Linked DNA regions of Homo sapiens: region 1 is linked to region 2. A link is a loop called in an ENCODE intact Hi-C map of the cell type or tissue named here. Cell type or tissue: right lobe of liver. All regions are shown on one strand. Each heading gives the region's core, and the rest is flanking DNA. Links, peaks and the distances in the headings are about the cores only.

Evidence for each region. A loop is a pair of places that touch in the nucleus more often than their neighbours do. Peaks named below come from ENCODE experiments on the same cell type or tissue, not always from the same donor. Only the 100,000 strongest peaks of a DNase experiment are listed, where the experiment ranks them.
Region 1: a loop joins it to region 2, with 2.3 times the contacts of the local background. A loop is called at or near these places in 7 of 110 quality-filtered maps.

What each region holds. Positions count from the first base shown.
Region 1 is chr22:23,510,704-23,518,703 of GRCh38, forward strand. LINC02557 (long intergenic non-protein coding RNA 2557) reads right to left here and starts at 2,631. Exons shown (of 3, transcript XR_938072.2): 1 at 2,573-2,631; 2 at 1,315-1,940. In right lobe of liver, for the core only: no CTCF peak of the experiment used is centred there; no DNase peak of the experiment used is centred there.
Region 2 is chr22:23,397,517-23,407,568 of GRCh38, forward strand. It overlaps the pseudogene ZDHHC8BP. Among named protein-coding and RNA genes, the nearest start is that of LINC01659, 31 kb to the right of the region's middle. RefSeq lists enhancers at 1,384-1,938, 2,028-2,801. In right lobe of liver, for the core only: a CTCF peak has its summit at 5,325; no DNase peak of the experiment used is centred there; H3K4me3 peaks cover 734 bases.

The DNA.
Region 1 (8,000 bases), core at 1-8,000, 110 kb after region 2:
AGAAGTGCAGGATACGTGTGAGAGTGGAACAGGGCCCTGAGCTCCACCCGGGAGTCAGGGCAGCCTCCCCTGAGACCATTATGTTGAAGGCTGACCTGAAGGATGAGTAGGGTTATCTGTGGGGCTCCAGCAAAACACGGCATCTCTCTGGGCCTCAGTTTCCCCATTGGTAAAATGGGGAAACTCATCACAGCACAAGTGCTTAGGGGACCTTGGTGATTCTGTCGGATCTAAGAAAAGCAACAGGTGCCGGGTGCGGTGTCTCACGCCTGTAATCCTAGCACTTTGGGAGGCCGAGGTGGGTGGATCACCTGAGGTCAGTAAGTAGCTCAAGACCAGCCTGGCCAACATGGTGAAACCCCATCTCTACTAAAAACACAAAAATTAGCCAGGCGTGGTGGCTCATGCCTGTAGTCCCAGCTACTCAGGAGGCTGAGGCAGGAGAATCACTTGAACCCGGGAGGCAGAGGTAGTAGTGAGCCGAGATCATGCCACTGCACCCCATCCTGGGCCACAGAGCAAGACTCCATCTCAAAAAAAAGAAAGAAAGAAAAACAATGGGAGCCTTTAGGAAATCCCGCACAGGTACTGATTTGCTCTGTTAATTCCTCCAATGGGAAAGGGGTGTTGCTAGAGGCAAGAGGCACAGTCCTGACACAGAGATCAGGGATTTGACCCCACCAGGCCAAAGTCAAAAGCAGAGATCAGTGAAGTCAGATCCCACAGAGGCCTGTGGCCATGTCCCCCGGCCCTCTGCAGGTCCCCTGGCCCAGAGCCCTCTCCTCCTGCTGCCCCCTAATGTTTCTCCAGGCCCTGCTGCTCTGTCCCGTCACTCTGTCCACCTCATCTGTGGTGCCTGAAGGTCCCCTCTTGGGCTGTGGGTGTCATTCTTGTCTGATCACCGCCTCCCCCACCACACACACCGCCAACCCCAAATACAGGTTTGGCTTCCACAAAGCCTCTTATTAAGAAATTGGTCAATTTCCTGCTAATTAAAATAAATAGTATGCCACATTAACGGCCAGTTAATTTTCAGAGCTGCCAGGGAAACATCGCCTGGAAAATGTACACCCCTCTGCCCCACCCGCTCCTCGGCAAACGGCAGCCACGTGGCACCCAGCAGCAGCGGGGAGGGCCCGGTGGGTCCCAAGCTTCCAGCAGCATGGGGAGGAAGGGATGACCAGCTGTGGACAGGGCTGCAGATGGGCAGAGCTTCCTGTTCCTGGGGGGACTCGACTCACTCAGCCCAGGAGCTCTGAGACCCCATCCCTCCCCAGGAAACCCAGGCCCTGAGGCCAGGTCTACCTGGCTTACCTTGCAACCAAAGGCGAGATCTTTCTCCGGAACCGGGTCATTTGTTGGTGAGGAAGATGGACTTCTGGGAGGCCTGCGCTCACAAGGCTCTACATCCCGAAGTGATCTCACCAAGGGGCACAACAGCCTGGAGAGGGAAGTGCCATTGCTCCCATTTTGCAGATGGGCAAGATGAGGCCCAGAGCCACCAAGCCCCTCTCGAGTTGCAGCTTCTGGGGGCAGAGCAGGATGTACATCTGGTCCCGCCTAACTATACCCAGAGAAACCTGCCGTGGGCCCTTCTCCATCACACATGGTCATCCCACACTATCACAAAGGTCAGGGGAACCGCTATGTCTGCATAAAAACAAGTGTCATCAGTTGGATTTGTTCAAGGTGAGGCTTACCTGCTCCCTAATATATCGAAAGCTCCTGTTGAAGGAGAGTCAGGGACATGCCAGGAGGCCTGCCATGCTGTGACCAGTTGTCATCTCACCGAATCCTCACCAGTACCACGTGGCTCAGCAAGGTTAGGTAACATACTCAAAGTCACACCGCCTGCCCCCAAATTAGTCATGGCAATCTCCTGTCTTCAAGGTCCAAGTTTTGCTGTTTCCTCAGGGTCAAAACCAAGGTCTTCTCCTGTCCTGGAAGAACATCAAGCCATAGATGGAACTCTGCGTTCCTGGTGTGACCTCAGACAAGGCTCTTTGCCTCCCTGGGCCTCAGTTTTCTCATCTGCCAAATGGGAAGGCTGGACTCACTACTCCCTCAGACTCTGTTTAACTCGAGCATTCTGCAGGGACTCATCCTGGGGCAGGTGGGGTCAGAGGGCAGATGGCCAGGAGCAGAGCCAGATGGGAGCAACAGCCTTCCCTCTGCCAGGACAGGGAGAGACCTGGCTGCCTCACAGTGAGAGGTCTGGCAGCCAGGGAGGGCACTGGGGACAAGGGCCCAGCCGGGCACCCTATGGAGCACATGACCCCCACCTGTCCATGGAGCACACGACCTCCACCTCCAGCTGCCCCTGTGCTGCAGACAACTCCCAGGGTGGCGAGGGTGGCATCCTGATCCCAGCAGCGCCTGCAGGACTGGGAACCTGCTGCCCACCCACCCCCTGCCACTTGCTCTCCCTTCCTTGCCCAACCCCAGGAGCTCAATGCCTGCTCAGGGCAGGAATAAGAGGCAGAGGAGGGGTGAGGAGAGAAAGGAGTCATTAGGGGCCTTGCTGATCCTTCGTGGCGCCTCCATGTCCCTATCCCTCATGCAAAGCACTAACCTGGAGGCGGAGCATTTCATCGAAGCAAAGCATCTCCTGCCACCAAGCACGTCCACGGTATTGGGGATTGATTGCTTCTATCCTCCAGCCCACTCTACGGAGCACCCACCGTGTGACAGGCGCGGCGCTGGGCAACGAGGATAAGAAAATGAATAGGCCACGACATGTGCGCCTGAGAAGTCACAGACTCAGACAGGAGACAGGCTCGATACCACACACCAAGGTCTGGATGCACACAGGACACTGAGTAACTCCTGCAGGGTGAGCGGGTTTCCAGGGCACTCGACAACCGGCAGAGTCTGGAAGCAGCCTGGAGGGGAAAGGGCATTCCTGACGGGGGCACAGCAGAAGCAAAGGCCCAGTGGCATGAAAGACCAAGGAGTGTTGAGGGAACAGAGAGCAGCTTGGTGTTGGGGCGGCATCAGCGGGTGGAGCTGGAGCCGATGAGAAAGGATAGGCCAACTAGGGTTCAAGTGGCCAAGACCTTCTATGCCCTGCTCTGCCAGTTACAGCCAGCAGTGGTGGTAAGCACAGCCACCCGGCACTGAACAATGGCAGTGTGGCCGGCACTGTGCTAAGCTCATCTCAGTCACTCGCTCACCACATCCTCCAACGAGCCCATGAGGCCCAGAGAGGTTAGGCGAGTTACTGGTGGTCACACAGCCGATAGTGGCCAGGCTGGAACTTGGACTCAGGCTCCCAATTCTCACCCACCAGCATGTGCTGCCTCTGAGGAGTTTGGGGTTCCCCTTCAGGACAACTGGGAGTCACAAGGGATTTTTAAGGGGGGTGGGTAGCAGAGTCTCAGTGCCCTAAATCCCCAAGTCATGCTCATGGAGAAACTGCTGCATCCACCTGGGAGACGTGGCCAGTCTGTTTTTAGGGTCTGAGGGTCACCTTGGCCTCTCCGGGAGCTGCCCTGGTTTCCCCAATGCTCCTGAGTACTGGGGCTTGGCCTGCGTCTTCTGCCCCAGCCTGCTGCTCCTGGGTTCCAGTCTTGGAGCCAGGGGTCATCACTGCCAGGGCCTCTTCAGAACTCAGGCGCCCACCTATCAGGGCCTCAGCCCCTCCAACACTCCCTGGGGCCCCCACATTGCCCACCCTCTCTTCCCTCTGCCCTTCCTTGCTCGAGATAACACCTGGGATGGGGGTGCATGGGGAAGCGCCCCCTGATGGAGCTAGACAGCCCTCGGGAGGGAGTTAGACAGCCCTCGGGAAGATCCAGCAGTGGTGGCCTCTCCTTGCCCTTCCCCATGTCCTCCCTCTCCCCTCTGCCCACCCAGCCTCCCACCACATGGGGCACTGGAGTGCTCCTTCCCACCATCTGCCCTCCTGGGCTCCGCTTTCATTCTGCTCCCCCGACCCCAGGTCTCAGCATTGCAGGCATCACAAGACAGCGGATTCCAGAGGCCCCAAAACACTTCCATCCTCCAAGCACGCACTGAGCATATGGAGAAGCTGAGGCCCAAGCAGGGCCAATGGCAGAGCAGCTGGAAGCCCAGCTCTCTTGTGCTCTTGCTGCAGCTCCAGCTCCTGGTCGGCCGTCCACCAGGCATCTGCTGAGCGCGATGTGTTTCCATTTAGGGGCATCTCACACTTGATCCTCACTCCAGCCCAGAGGAGGCTGGGTTAAAACAGGAAGGCTGGGCTGTCCAGCTCTAGCTCCTTCTAAAAATGCAGTGAGTCCCATGTTGGCATCTCTGCTTCGCAAACAGGTAAAACGAGGCAAGCAGTAGGTCAATGACTTGCTGTCTCTGGTCGTGTGTCAGGCAACCACAGTCACACAGTCACGAGGGTCTCCTGTCTGAGATCCTGCCTATTCTTTTTTTTTTGAGACGGAGTCTTGCTCTGTCTCCCAGGCTGGAGTGCAGTGGTGCGATCTTGGCTCACTGCAAGCTCCGCCTCCCGGGTTCACACCATTCTCCTGCCTCAGCCTCCCCAGCAGCTGGGACTACGGGCACCTGCAACCACGCCTGGCTAATTTTTTTGTATTTTTAGTAGACACGGGGTTTCACTGTGTTAGCCAGGAAGGTCTCGATCTCCTGACCTCGTGATCCACCTGCCTCAGCCTCCCAAAGCGCTGGGATTACAGGCGTGAGCCACTGCGCCCGGCCAATCCTGCCTATTCTTTAGTGTTAAGGCCAGGAAATGCCTTAGTGTAGACTCCTCTCCCTGTGAATGTGGCAGACATTACTAATTGATCACAGCACTCTTTCCCTCTAAGCCGAGATGTAGTCTCAGAATCCTCAACACAGCCTCTATTAAATGGGGACCTGGCAATCGAGGTGACACCTACCTGTTCAACGCCCTCTCTGGAGGGCAGGATCCTGTCTTACCTAGTATCTTCCCCAGCACTTGGCTCAGGGCCCAACACGTGGCACAGATCACGGTAATAAATTTTTTTTTTTTTTGAGTTGGAGTGTTGCTCTATCGCCCAGGCTGCAGTGCAGTGGTGCGATCTCGGCTCACTGCAAGCTCCGCCTCCTGGGTTCACGCCATTCTCCTGCCTCAGCCTCCCAAATAGCTGGGACTACAGGCACCCGCCACCATGCCTGGCTAAGTTTTTGTATTTTTAGTAGAGATGGGGTTTCACCGTCTTAGCCGGGATGGTTTCGATCTGCTGACCTCATGATCCACCCGCCTCGGCCTCCCAAAGTGCTGGGATTACAGGCGTGAGCCACCTTACCTGGCCATTTTTTTTTTTTTTTTTGAGACAGAGTTTTGCTCTGGTTGCTCAGGCTGGAGTGCAATGGCACAATCTCAGCTCACTGCAACCTCGGCTTCCAGGGTTCAAGCGATTCTCCTGCCTCAGCCTCCCAAATAGCTGGGATTACAGGTGCCCGCCACCATGCCTGGCTAATTTTTGTATTTTTAGTAGAAACAGGGTTTCACCATGTTGGCCAGGCTGGTCTCGAACTCCTGACCTCAGGTGATCCGCCCGCCTCGGCCTCCCAAGGTGCTGAGATTACAGGTGTGAGCCACCATGCCCAGCCACAGTAATAAATTTTTATTGAGTGAGTGGGTGAACGAGTGGTAACCACCGAATGAACGATGCCTCCCAAAGCCAGTGGCTCTAACCAGCTTCTTTTGTAGCAACAATATGACAGCAATAATTATAACAGTAATGCCCCCAACAGCTGACATTTCCCGAGTCTCTAAGGTATTTCATCTGAGCTCTGGAATGCCATTTCCTCAGGGTCACACATCACAGGACAGAGCCAGACCCCGCCCCTGGCCTCTTGCTTCTGAGTCCAGTGCTCTGCCCCGGCCCCCACCTCTGCCAGGTCCCACCGCAGCTTGTCTGGGTCAATTGGAGCGGACCTGGACCTCAATCTGGGGAACCTGCAGGTGTTGGAGGCAGATCCCAGAGGCCGGGGTGGGAATGGGTGCTCGGGGGAGTAGTTAGTTGGGTTCTTACTCACCTGTTTGGGATTGTAGAAATACAGAATAGGAGACATCACAATGCACCACATTTACCATGACCTGACCCCCCTCCCCCCAAAATTCGTATGTCAAGACATAATCTGCGTCAAGCTTGGTGGCTCATGCCTGTAATCCCAGCACCTTGGGAGGCTGAGGCGGGTGGATCACCTGAGGTCAGGAGTTCCAGACCAGCCTGGCCAACATGGTGAAACCCCGTCTCTACAAAAAATGCAAAAATTAGCCAGGTGTGGTGGCACATACCTGTAATCTCAGCTACTCGGGAAGCTGAGGAGGGAGGATTGCTTGAACCTGGGAGGCCGAGACTGTAGTGAGTCAAGATGAGGTCACTGCACTGCAGCCTGGGTGACAGAGGGAGACCCTGTCTCAAAACAAACAAACAAAAACCAAACCAAACCAAACCAAAACAAAAAAACACCATTATCTGCAATGTGTATTAAAAGGTGAGGATTCTGGCCTGGGGCAATGGCTCACGCCTGTAATCCCAGCACTTTGGGAGGCCGAAGTGGGTGGATCACGAGGTCAGGAGATCAAGACCATCCTGGCTAACACGGTGAAACCCCATCTCTACTAAAAATACAAAAAATTAGCCAGGCATGGTGGGGGGGCGCCTGTAGTCCCAGCTACTGGGGAGGCTGAGGCAGGAGAATGGTGTGAACCCGGGAGGTGGAGCTTGCAGTGAGCTGAGATCGCGCCACTGCACTCCAGCCTGGGCAACAGAGTGAGACTCCGTCTCAAAAAAAAAAAAAAAAAAAAGAGGTGAGGCTTCTGGGAGGTGATTAGGTCATGAGGGCTCTATCCTCATGAATGGAATTCATGCTCTTAGGCAAGAGGCCTGGGGAGCCTGCTCACCCCTTCCACCACGTGAGGACAAGGCTATAAGGCATCTATGAGGAAACGGCCCTCATCAGACACCGAATCTGCAGGCACATTCATCTTGGATTTCCCAGCCTCCAGAACTGTGAACAATAAATTTGTTTATAAATAACCCAGTCTAAGGTATTTTGTCATAACAGCCGAATGGACAAGCACACCCTTTTTTGAATATGTAGAAGAGAGGTCCCCAGGGAGTGTGATCGGCCCAAGGTCACCTGGCGGCCTTGGCTGAGGAAGGTGTGCAGAGCCCAGTGTCAGAGCCCCTGAGATGCCCTCTCCTCTCCTAGGGCCCTGGGCACTTGGGGTTAGTTGTTTTGCATCCTTTTGAGAATGTGAGTCCCTCAGAGGGAGGAACCTGGGCACGTCACATAAGGCTTGGCTCAAGATAGGTGCTCAGTAAACACTGGATGGACAGATGGGCAGAAGGAAGGAGAGAATGAAAGGAGGAAAGGAGGGAAGGAATGGGTAGCTGAGTGGATTCATGGATGGGTGGATGCATGGCAGCACGGGAGGGAGGATGAGTGATTGGGAGGATGGATGGATGGATGGATGGATGGATGGATGGATGAAAGGAAGTAAGCCAACATGGATGGAATGAGTGATGGAATTGATTGTCCCCTGCACCTGGAGGCTTCCAGTGACTCAGCCACAGAGGTCAGGAAGCTGGAGACATGAGCAGGCGGCTCACCCCATGGTCCCCTCCCCCTCCCCACCTGATATTTTCATCAGGACACATCTTCTGCACCAGGCCCCTCAGCTCCTGCCCTGCAAAGCTGCAGATGCCTCTGCTGGCTTTATTAAGGCCCTATTAGCCCAGCAGCCCCAGGGAAGGCTAAAGATGCTGTCACTGCAGACACTGGTTTGGTAGCCTCAGAGGAGCTCAGTAGGGAGGGCCAGGAACCTAAGGTTACAGCGAGGTCTTTAGAGCTGCACAGGCCTGCCTGGTTTAATCCCAGTTCTTCTGCTAATTGGCTGTGTGGCCTTGGGCAACTTACTTCCCTTCTCGGAGTGGCGGCTTCTCCACCTATAAAACAGGGTCATTAACGTGCTTGTTTGAGGATTTGCTGAGCTAAAGCATTTACAACACCTAGCCCAAAGTAAGCACTTGTTA
Region 2 (10,052 bases), core at 834-8,833:
CTGTCGATCTCTGGGACCCATCCGTAAGGGGACCGTTGGGGGCTGGCCTGGCAATGACCTGGGGTGCATGGGTGATGGGAGTGAGCCAAGCCTGGCTGAGAGAGCGTGCCCCAAAGAGACTGACTGGGCCCCCTCACTGCCCCAGCCATGGGATGGGCCCAGACACAGACCAGCCCAGTGGCCCTTGGCCCAGTGAGCCAACTTCCCCATGGGCAGATGAGTGGACGGGCAGATGAGTGGACAGGCAGGCAGAGCGCTTGCGGCAAGCTGTGGAGGCGTGGCACTCTCTCCCGCCGATGGGTCCACACCAGGCTGGGGTGGCCTTGGGTCCCTGGGGCAGAGAAGTTGATGGGGAACGGGGGTGTGCTGCGGGGTCCTGGTCCCCGTGGCACCACGGCGGATGGGTGGTGGTCAGTCCTCACACCAGGATCTCGTACATGGTCCCACCCACGCCAGACACCTTCTTAACCAGCGTGTGCCACATAGATCTGGCAGAGGGCCCTGGGGGGCCTGTGGCAGGTCCCAGCCGGGCCAGGCCCAGAGACTGCCCATTAAGCTTACCTGGGGGAGTCTTCAGCTGAGGGTGGTCCCTGCATCAAAACAAGCACATACACGCATGCACACGGTGAACACACGAACACGGGGACAGAGGACGGAGGAGGCAACAGGACAGAGACGACACAGACGTGGACTGGTGTAGCCATGTCGTGGGGCCCTGGGCAGTCCCTGCCCTCTAGGCTCGGAGGGTTCACCCAGAAAGTAGGAGGGAGATGCAGAGCCTGCCTGGGGAGCGGCTGTGCCATCACAGGACAGATGTTGTCAGAACTGCCACCACCCTCCCAAGTCCCTGGGTCCCTAGGCAGCACTGGCCACAGAGAGCATGGGGCAGTCAGGTGGGCACTGAATGGAGCCCCTGCCCTGCTCTGCACTGGGAGCCCGGCCACTCTGCCTGGCCTCATTCCTGCTCTCTCTCAGGAAAACGAGGGGCTGCCCTCCTGCCCACCAGCGCTGACCAACAGCAGCTCTATCCTTGCTGCTTAAACCTTCTCAAGGTGAGAGCCCTTTGTCCCCGGGCTGCGATCCCTGCCTGGCTGCAATGCTGCCCACTTCTAGGTCTCGGGCTCCCCACTCATCACTCCCAGTGGCAGCCTCCTCCCCAACTCCACAAAAGCTGAACAGACTCCTACCCTGTGGGGTAGGGGAGGCCTCCTCAGGGCTGGACTGCTGTGCCCTCAGCCCCTTTGTGGCCAAGTGGCCTGGGCTGGGCTGGGCGGGGCTGGGCTCTCCCCCTGGGGCCGCATCTGACGACAGGAAACAGCTGAGCCTGTGCTTGAGGTTTCCAGGCCCAGACGGGGTGACAGACGACAGATGCCGTGAGGACACCATGCGTCCGTGGCGTGGGTCCTGGCCCCAGCAGGTGTGCAGCTCTCCTACCTGGGCCTGGGCCTACAAGCCAGCTGACCCCGCTCTCTCAGTTACCAACCTGCTGGGTGCCTGGAGCCAGCCTGCTTTCTCCAGTCCTCAGTTTCCCCACTACGAGCAGGGAAGCCCCTGCTTCCCAGAACTATGTCCCACAGGGAGGGCCAGGGCCCGGCCACCCAGGGAGGCACATTCTGCTGCGAGGTAATGTCCTCAGCCCCAGCCTCCTAGAGATGCAGCAAAGCAGGCCCAGGGAGAGCACCGGGTAGACAGGGCCACTGTGACCCAGGATGCCAGAGCCACAGCCTAAAGGAGGCCCAGGCTGCCACATGATACTGACCCCAAAGAGAAAGCCCCATGGCCTCCTACGTGCTGGGTCTGTGCCAGCTCTGGAAGAACAAGTCATTGGGATCAGGACACAAATTCTCATACCCTGTCCCCAGAGCATGCCCAGGACATCCTCAGAGCTGGGCCACACGGGCTAGCCAAAGCCTTCAATGCAGGGTGAGGCGCATCCTCCCTGTCCCGTCCCCAGAGAAAAACTCAGGCCCCTGGGATGACCTATGAGTGCCCAGCCAAGAGGGGCCCTGCAGACGGCTGGACAGCTGCCCTGTGCCAGGAAGCCCACCCGCACCTCCCAGCACCCACCTCTGCACGGTCAGCGAGGGCGGTGGCTCTAGGAGGTCCATTTGGATGAAGGTGACACCTTTGGGGCCTGTGTAGGATGGTGAGTGGGGAGTGCCGGGCGGGGAGGGCAGGCCCTGGCGTGCGGGCGACCTGTGTGAGCCACTACTGGGCCGGGGCCCCGGGGCGTTGCTGCTGACCTGATCAGCCTGCAGGGAGGAGGACGACGTCCGCAGTGCACGGCTCACGGAGCTGGAAAGCGAGGACAATGATGTCTGCAGGACAGGGTTGCAGGCGCCGCCGAAGCCGGGCCTGGCCACAAGGTCATCTGTAGAGCTGTAGCACAGCGTAGGACCTCGGAAGCCCTCAGACAGCACACTGGCCTGCTGCAGGCTGTAGGAGCTGGGAGCATCATAGACGCCTGAGTCGCCGAAGAGTGAGTCGGCCTGGGAGCGCAGCAGGCACTCACGCTCCTCCCTGTCCTTGCGCTCCTGGATGGATGCCATGATGGTCCTGGACAGGATGTCGTAGAGCACAGGCGAGGGCTCCTGGGGCCGGGGGCCCAGCACGGGACTGAAGCTGTGGGGCAGGGGCCATGGTGGGTCGCCCGTTGCCCCAGGGTGCAGGTAGGGTGAGTGGTATCCGGCCACGCCAACTGCTGGATGGGCGAGGCAGGCGTGGCCACCAGGCGAGCCAGGGTTGAGCACATTATTGTAGGACAGGCTGCGATTGTGGTTGGGCAGTGCATGGGGGGGCAAAGATGCTACGGTGGGGCATGGGAGGCCCACCCTCGGAGCACAGGGGCTGCAGGGCCACGTAGTCCCCGCCCTGCCGGCTTGAGGCCTTGAGGCTCAGGGAGCACAAAGCAATGAGAAGGCATCAGAGGCGCTGAGCGGTGGGGATGGCAGGTAGGCTGCGTGCAGGCCCCCGGGCCCATAGTCAGGGAAGTCCAGGCTCGGCTCGACACAAAGTCCAGGCTATGGATGCTGTCGTCCCCCAGGATAAGGGAATCGGGGCCTGGAACCTGTAGGGAGAAGGCATTCTCACCACTGCCCACCTGCTACCCTGCCTGCAGCTGCCAGTCAGCACCCACGGGGTCCACACCTGGCACCGCGGCCTCAGGAACTGGGCCTCAAGGAGCCGTTAAGAGCCACATAGTGACCCATGGCCCTGTCCCTGAGCATCCATGGCTGAGGGGCAGGGGCTCTGCAGCGGGAGGGAGGCCACAGCTGGCTACTGCAGACACCCAGGGCTCAGCCTTTTGAGCTACGCAGTCCCAGGGGCCTACCACTCAGGGCAACCACAGGGAGGAGGGGCCTCGTCTAGCCTCTTTGATGGGCACGTGGGCATGGGCTTGGGCTTGGGCTAGGGACAAGAGCCTCAGGAACCACAAAGCCAGAAGGCGATCAGGGCCAATGTAGGCTCAATGCACTTGGCCAACCAGACCCAATCCCCCACTGGACCCAGGAGTCCCAGGAAGATGACATACCCGGAGCCCTCATCTCCAAGCAGGGCTACCGCCTCCTGAGAGGCATGGCCCCTGCATGCCTGCAGACTCAGACCCTTGACAAGGAGCCTAGACTCACTGCTCCACCATGTGACTCTCTCCAGGAAGGACATCAATCCTGAGGGGAGAGGTCCCCAGGGATGGGGCTGGTCTGGGTGCACGGGCCCAGCCACAGGCCTGCCTCTCCGGGTGGCCCAGAAGGAGGGACGGCGCCCTGGGGCTGTTCAGCATTCCTGATCACTGCAAAGACCGCCCTGCGCTGCTCACCATTCCAGTGACCACAGAGCACTCATGCAACTCAGGGAAGAAAAATGTGCTTTCTCCAGCAGGTCTCAAATTCTTCCAAAGTCTTCCCATAGGCCTTACAGAGTGACTAATGGTGGAATTCCACGCATCCTGGTACCCAGTGCTCCTGGAGCCAGCCGCCCACCTGGCCTAGGACAACGCTGGCCAAGGGACAGATGCCAAGCCTGGACGTCCCGTGCCAGCCCCTTCCAGGACACCCTGCTCCTCTCCGTGGGTCCCAGCTCTGGGTGCACACAGGCAGGGTCCTACCAGTCACACAAGGCCCTTGGTGACCCAGGCAGAGCCCTGAGGGGTGTGGCCTCAGGGGATGTGGCCTCTGCTGGAGAGGCAGGGCTCAGGGGGGGCCCTTCACGGGGTGAAAGCTGTGGGGAGAGCTCCTGGAGGCAGGCCTGGGGGGACAGGGCTTGGGCGTGCAGGGGGCAGGGGGCAAGGCGGGGGAGGAGTGGGGGGCAGGCCACGCCTCTTTACCTGCTCGCCTCATCCACAGAAGGTGCCTTAGGACCCGTGAGCCGGCCTAAACTTGTACATGGCAGGCGTCGGGGGGTGGCGGAGGCTGGTCCTCTGCACCGACAGGGCACTCTCTGGGGATGTAGACCACTGTCAGACTGAGGTCAGATGGGGGTCAACCCATGTCCCTCCCCAGGTGTGGCTGCCCCGACCTCACCAACACTGCCTGGGCGTGGGGTCTGCAGGTCACTGCTGAACGTGCCAGCCTCCATCTTGGGGGGGCAGCGCCGGCCCCAAGTCCAGCGGCTTATCTAGCGGGTCCAGGCTGCCCTTGGACTGGGAGGGGGCGGGGTCAGTGGTGTGTGGGGCTTGGATGATGGGCAAGGCTTCGCTAGGGATTCGACCTGGAAGCTAGTCCTCTCCCCAGAATCTGTCTACGGCTCCACCTACCCCATCCACCTCTTTTAGGCCCCCCCTAACTTGCCTGTTTCCCCATCCAAGGGCCTGACTGCCAGCTTAGGCCCGCACCGCAGACACTCACCTCCAGCAGACGCCCTCTTCATCGCAGGGGTGGGGCGGGGCGCGTCGAGGACCGAAAGTCGCTTTGGGGCCGGCGCCCGTCTCCCCGCAGCCAGGTCCACATCCAGGCGCCGCCGCTCCGGCCGGGCCTGGCCGCGGGACAACGCTAGGCGTGCAGGGCGAGGGCGGCGCGGGCCTCCGGGAGGATGAATGTCTTATGGAATCAGGTGGTTTGACACTCGAGGAATCCGCCCAGTTCCCCTGGGCCGGCCAGGGCGGGCCGGGGGCGGACCCGGGCTGGGCCTCGCGGTGGGCGGGGCGCTCACCTGGGCGCCGGCGCGGGCGCGGGCCCGGGCTGGGGCTGGGGAGCACGGGCCGGCGGGAGCGCGGGCGCGAGGGGGGCGGAGGGGGGTTCTTGGGCGGCGCAGCGGGCCGGGGCGCGCTGCAGGCCAGGCAGCAGGAGGCGCTCAGCCAGCGCAGTGCACCCGCGCCGCGCGGGCCCAGACAAAGGTGGTGTATTCCTAAAGAGGCGGCGGCCCCTGCAGGAGGCCGAGGGGATGGCGGCCCGGGCCGCAGTGGGCCAGGCCCCAGGCCTGAGAGTGTGGCGGCCTAAGCTGGCCCGCTCCCCAAGCGGGCAAGGGCTTTGTCCGGAGGCCTGGGCATGGCCTCTGCCTACCCACTCCCTTCCTGGCCTCACGAAACCCATGAACCCCTCCCCGCCGGCCCCCTGCACAGAAGCCCTTGCTGGAGCACGGTCGCCCCCATTTTTCAGTAAGAAACAGGCTCTGCACTGTTTCTTAGGCTTAAGAGAGTTCTGGGGGCCCTCCTGGGCCTTTGTGGCCCTCTCTGCACCACCCTAGGGACGGGATCCAGGCCTGATGTTACCCGTAACCCTTCAGGGGTCTCCCACCTCTTCCCGCCTGCGGAATGGGGACTCCAAACCCAGAAGACGCTCTCGGAGGCCACCTCCTTAGTATCCCCCACTCTACCAAGCCAGCTCTCATGGGGCAGGGGGGAGGGGGGACGGGCATGGGGCCAAAGAACCCAGTGACACCCCTGCACACAGGGGTGCAGGTGTCCCTTCTCTGCTTTCTGCTCGGGGCACCCACCGGGCCTCACTGATGTGCTCCTAAGTGTATCCCGGGGTCTTGAGACAACTGCCAGGCTGCCCCTGCACCTGGAGAAGTGCTGGGAGTCAGCTCAGCCGGGCTGGGTCCTCCCCAGGCCCACCCTGCATGAGAGGACCATGCAGATGAGGGTCTTGCAGGCCCACCTGGTGTCAGTCTGTAGGACCCTGACTCAGGGATGGAGTGGGCCAGCCTGAGGCCTTGATGGCCCTCCTTAGAGCCCAGGTCCACTGACATGAAGCAGAGAGACCTGGTGACTGGGCAGCCCTGTGCTCTCTGCCTGCCCCTGGCCATGGAGGTGGCCCTGAGGGACATGAGCAGGGTGCAAGGCTGGTGGCCTGCCTGCTTTGTCCAGAGGAAGTGAGGACCTACCAGAGCCCTGGTGCTCCCATCTCAGCCCAGTGGCAGGCAGTTTCGCGGGACGGAGACATACTGGATGGGCCGGGCCCTCTGCCTGGTGTGGAGGCTGCACTGTCCACACACCTCTGGTTGCCACTCTGTAGCCCTCATCACCTTGGCCTGCTTTATCCCTATCACCCTTGTCCCAGCCTAGGCTTACCAGGGCATTGTGGAGTGCATGCCATTCCCAGTCGCACAGAAGGTGAGGTGGGGCCCAGACACCCCCCAGCCACTCTGCCCCCTGGCCTCCTGAAGGGGTGGGCTGTGCACACACTGCCACCTCCCCAGGGGGTACTGGCTGCCAAGTGCCACCATCTCAGCCCTTGCGGTGGCTCAACGGGTCCTCCCAGAGCCACATCAAGACGTCGTCATCCATTGCACAGATGGAGAACCTCAGGCGAAGCTCACATAGCCAGTGGGAGGCTGAGGCCTGACCCCCAAACAAGCATTCTTCCTCCAGGGTCCCTGCACACAGCAGCCTTCAGACTAGGAACTGAGCTCTTGCCACAGGGATGTATCAGACCCTAGATGAGTCATGTGGCACTGGCCATCAGTCTGAGGACAGCACTGGGGTGGACCAGGCTCCAGTCTTGGGCTGCTCTGTGCTTGCAGAGAGGCCTTGAGACACTTCTGTGCTTACTGTGCAGGCGTCACTTCCATTATCAGTGACCCAGAGCGGCCCACTACAGCTGAAGATTGTGACCCCACCCCCTCTCTCATAGGTTTAATGCCCCTCCCACCCCTCCTGGAGCAGCCGAAGTGACCATTCTGGGGCATGGGATGGGCATGGGAGGAAATGGGGAGCCAGGGCTGCCCTGGAGACTTCTGGTATCAGAACCCTCTCCAGCCACCAAGCCCAGCTGTCCCCAGTTGCTCTGGGTTGGGGCCTGGGCCTCCACTTCCCCACAGGTCTGTGCAGTGGGAGCAAGGCAGAGGCCCGCAGAGGGACAGGCTGGTTTCCTGTGTCTGCCAGCTTGGTCAGCACCTTGGCCAGCGCCCTCCCCGCTGGAAGCTGGGCCCACTCCTCGGTACTGGCTGGCTGATTAGGTGTGGGCCAGCGCTGACAGGGAGTTATGGGGGTGCAGAGGCAGGACAGGCCATCTGTGCCCAGCTGATCTGAGTGCCCAGGTTTTCTGGACACGTGACCCTGGGGATCAGGAATGAGCTGGAGACTGGAGACAGCTGTGCCCTCAGGGCTGGACAGACCTGTCACACCCTGCCTGGGCTAGGTCAGCAGGGCCACACAGGCATCTGCCTCAGTTGCTCCCCACCTCACACCCACCCTGTAGGGCACATCCTCTGCCAGTTTGCTCAGCCCACCAACCCCCTCCAATGAGGCCAGAGGCTGCCTCACCTCCAATACCCACCCCCAACCTGGGGCTCGGCTGAGCAGGGGTCAAGAAGGGCGAGCACGCATTTCGAACTTGCCCTGGTTTTGAGCTGAGGGAAGCAGAGGATGCAGGAGTTGCCCACTCCAGAGGCCCTGGGTGTGCGTGAGGAGCCCTGAGGCTGGGCTGAGCCGCTTGTGGGAGACACTGTGCCCCCTCCATCTGAGATCGGGGCCTGGGTGCCCGGGACACTACAGACCTTTTGGGGAACCTGGGAGTCGGGAAGTCTAGAGATGGGACCCACAGGCTGGAGTCTGGGCTTTCATCCACACTCCCCCCGCCCGACACTCCCCCAGCCACCGCCTGCACATCAGGGGAGACAACATGCCCCCACGCCCACCTCTGTCCCCAGCAGGGCTGTTCCTCCCCTCATCTGCTCGGATCAGTGTTTTCTTTAACTGAGCCCCATGGTGGCGAAGGGAGAGCTCCAGCGGACCAGGCAGCAGAGAGGGGAGGGGAGAAGCCCTCAAACAGGCCATGCGCTCTCCACAGAGCCGCATACAGCAGGAGGGGGCTGGGCAGCCGGCTCAGAGCCCATTCTCTCCTGGGTACTCTTCTGGAATGGCCCCCGGCCCCACTCTGTTCCAAACATGGGACCGTCCAGCCTGGGCAACAAGAGTGAAACTCCATCTCAAAAAAAAAAAAAAAAAGTAGGAATTAACTAAGGAGGTGAAAGACTTGTACAATGAAAAGTACAAAACATTAGTGAGAAAAATTAGACATAAATAAATGGAAACATATTCCATGCTCATGGATTGGAAGACTTTATATTGTTAAGATATCAATAATACCCAAAACAATCTATAAATGTAATGCAATCTCTACCAAAATACCATTACTTTTTTGCAGAAATAGAAAAACCTATCCTAAATTCATATGAAATATCAAAGGGCCCCGAATAGCTAAAGCAATCTTGAAAAAGAAGAACAGAGCTGGATAAGTCACATTTTCTGATTTCAAAACTTACTACAAAGCTACAGTAATCTAAACAGTGTGGTACTGACATAAAGATAGACATACAGACTGATAGAATAGAGAGCCCAGATGTATAGTCAAATGATTTCTGATGAGGGTGCCAAGACCATTTAATGGTGAAAGAACAATCTTTTCGACAACTGGTGCTGGGAAAACTGAACATCCACACACAAAAGAATGAAGCTGGATCTTTACCTAATAGCATATATAAAAATTAACTCAAAATGGAACAAAGACATAAATGTAAGACTAAAACAATAAAACTCCTAGAGGAAAACATAGAGGAAAAGCTTCATGACACTGGATTTGGCAATGATTTCTTGCATATGACACCAAAAGCACTAATAGCAAAATAAAAAGACAAATTAGACTTCATGAAAATTAAATTTTTATGTGCATCAAAATACACTATCAACAGAGTAAAAAGACCACACACAGAATGGAAGAAAATATTTTAAAATCATATACCTGATAAAGGATTAATAAACAGGATATATAGAGAACTACTAAAACTCAACAACAAAAAAACCACCAACCCAATTTAAAAAATGAGCAAAGCAGCCAGGCACTGTGGCTCACATCTATAATCCCAGTACTTTGGGAGGCCGAGGAGGGTGGGTCACTTGAGGTCAGGAGTTCAAGACCAGCCTGGCCACCATGGCAAAACCCCGTCTCTACAAAAAACACAAAAATTAGCATGGCATGGTGGTGCATGACTGTAGTCCCAGCTACTCGGAAGGCTGAGGCACGAGAATCACTTGAACCCAGGAGGCGGAGGCTGAAGTGAGCCGAGATCACAGCACTGCCCTCCAGCCTGGGTGACACAGTGAGACTCTGTCCACCCCCTCCAAAAAAAAAAAAAAAAAGAGCAAAGGACTTAACTAGACATTTTTCTAAAGGTATACAAATGGCCAGCAAGCACTTGAAAGGATGCTCAACATCATGAATCATTAGGGAAATGCAAAGCAAAACTGCAATGAGACACCACCCCACACCCATTAGGATGAATACCATTAAAAAAAAACAACAGAAATTACAAGCGTTGGTGAGGATGTGGAGAAGTCAGAACCCTTCTTCATTGTTGGTGGGGCTGTATGATGGTACAGCAGCTGTGGAAAACAGTATGATGGTTCCTCACAATATTAAAAATTGAATTGCTGTATGCTTCAGCAACTCCACTTCTGGGTATATACCTGTGAACCCAAAATATCTGAGACAGGTCTCAGTTTATTAATAGAAAGTTCATTTTGCCAAGTTTAAGGACACACCTGTGACACAGCTTCAGGTGGTCCTGATGACATGTGCCCAAGGTGGTTGGGGCTCAGCTCGCTTTTATACATT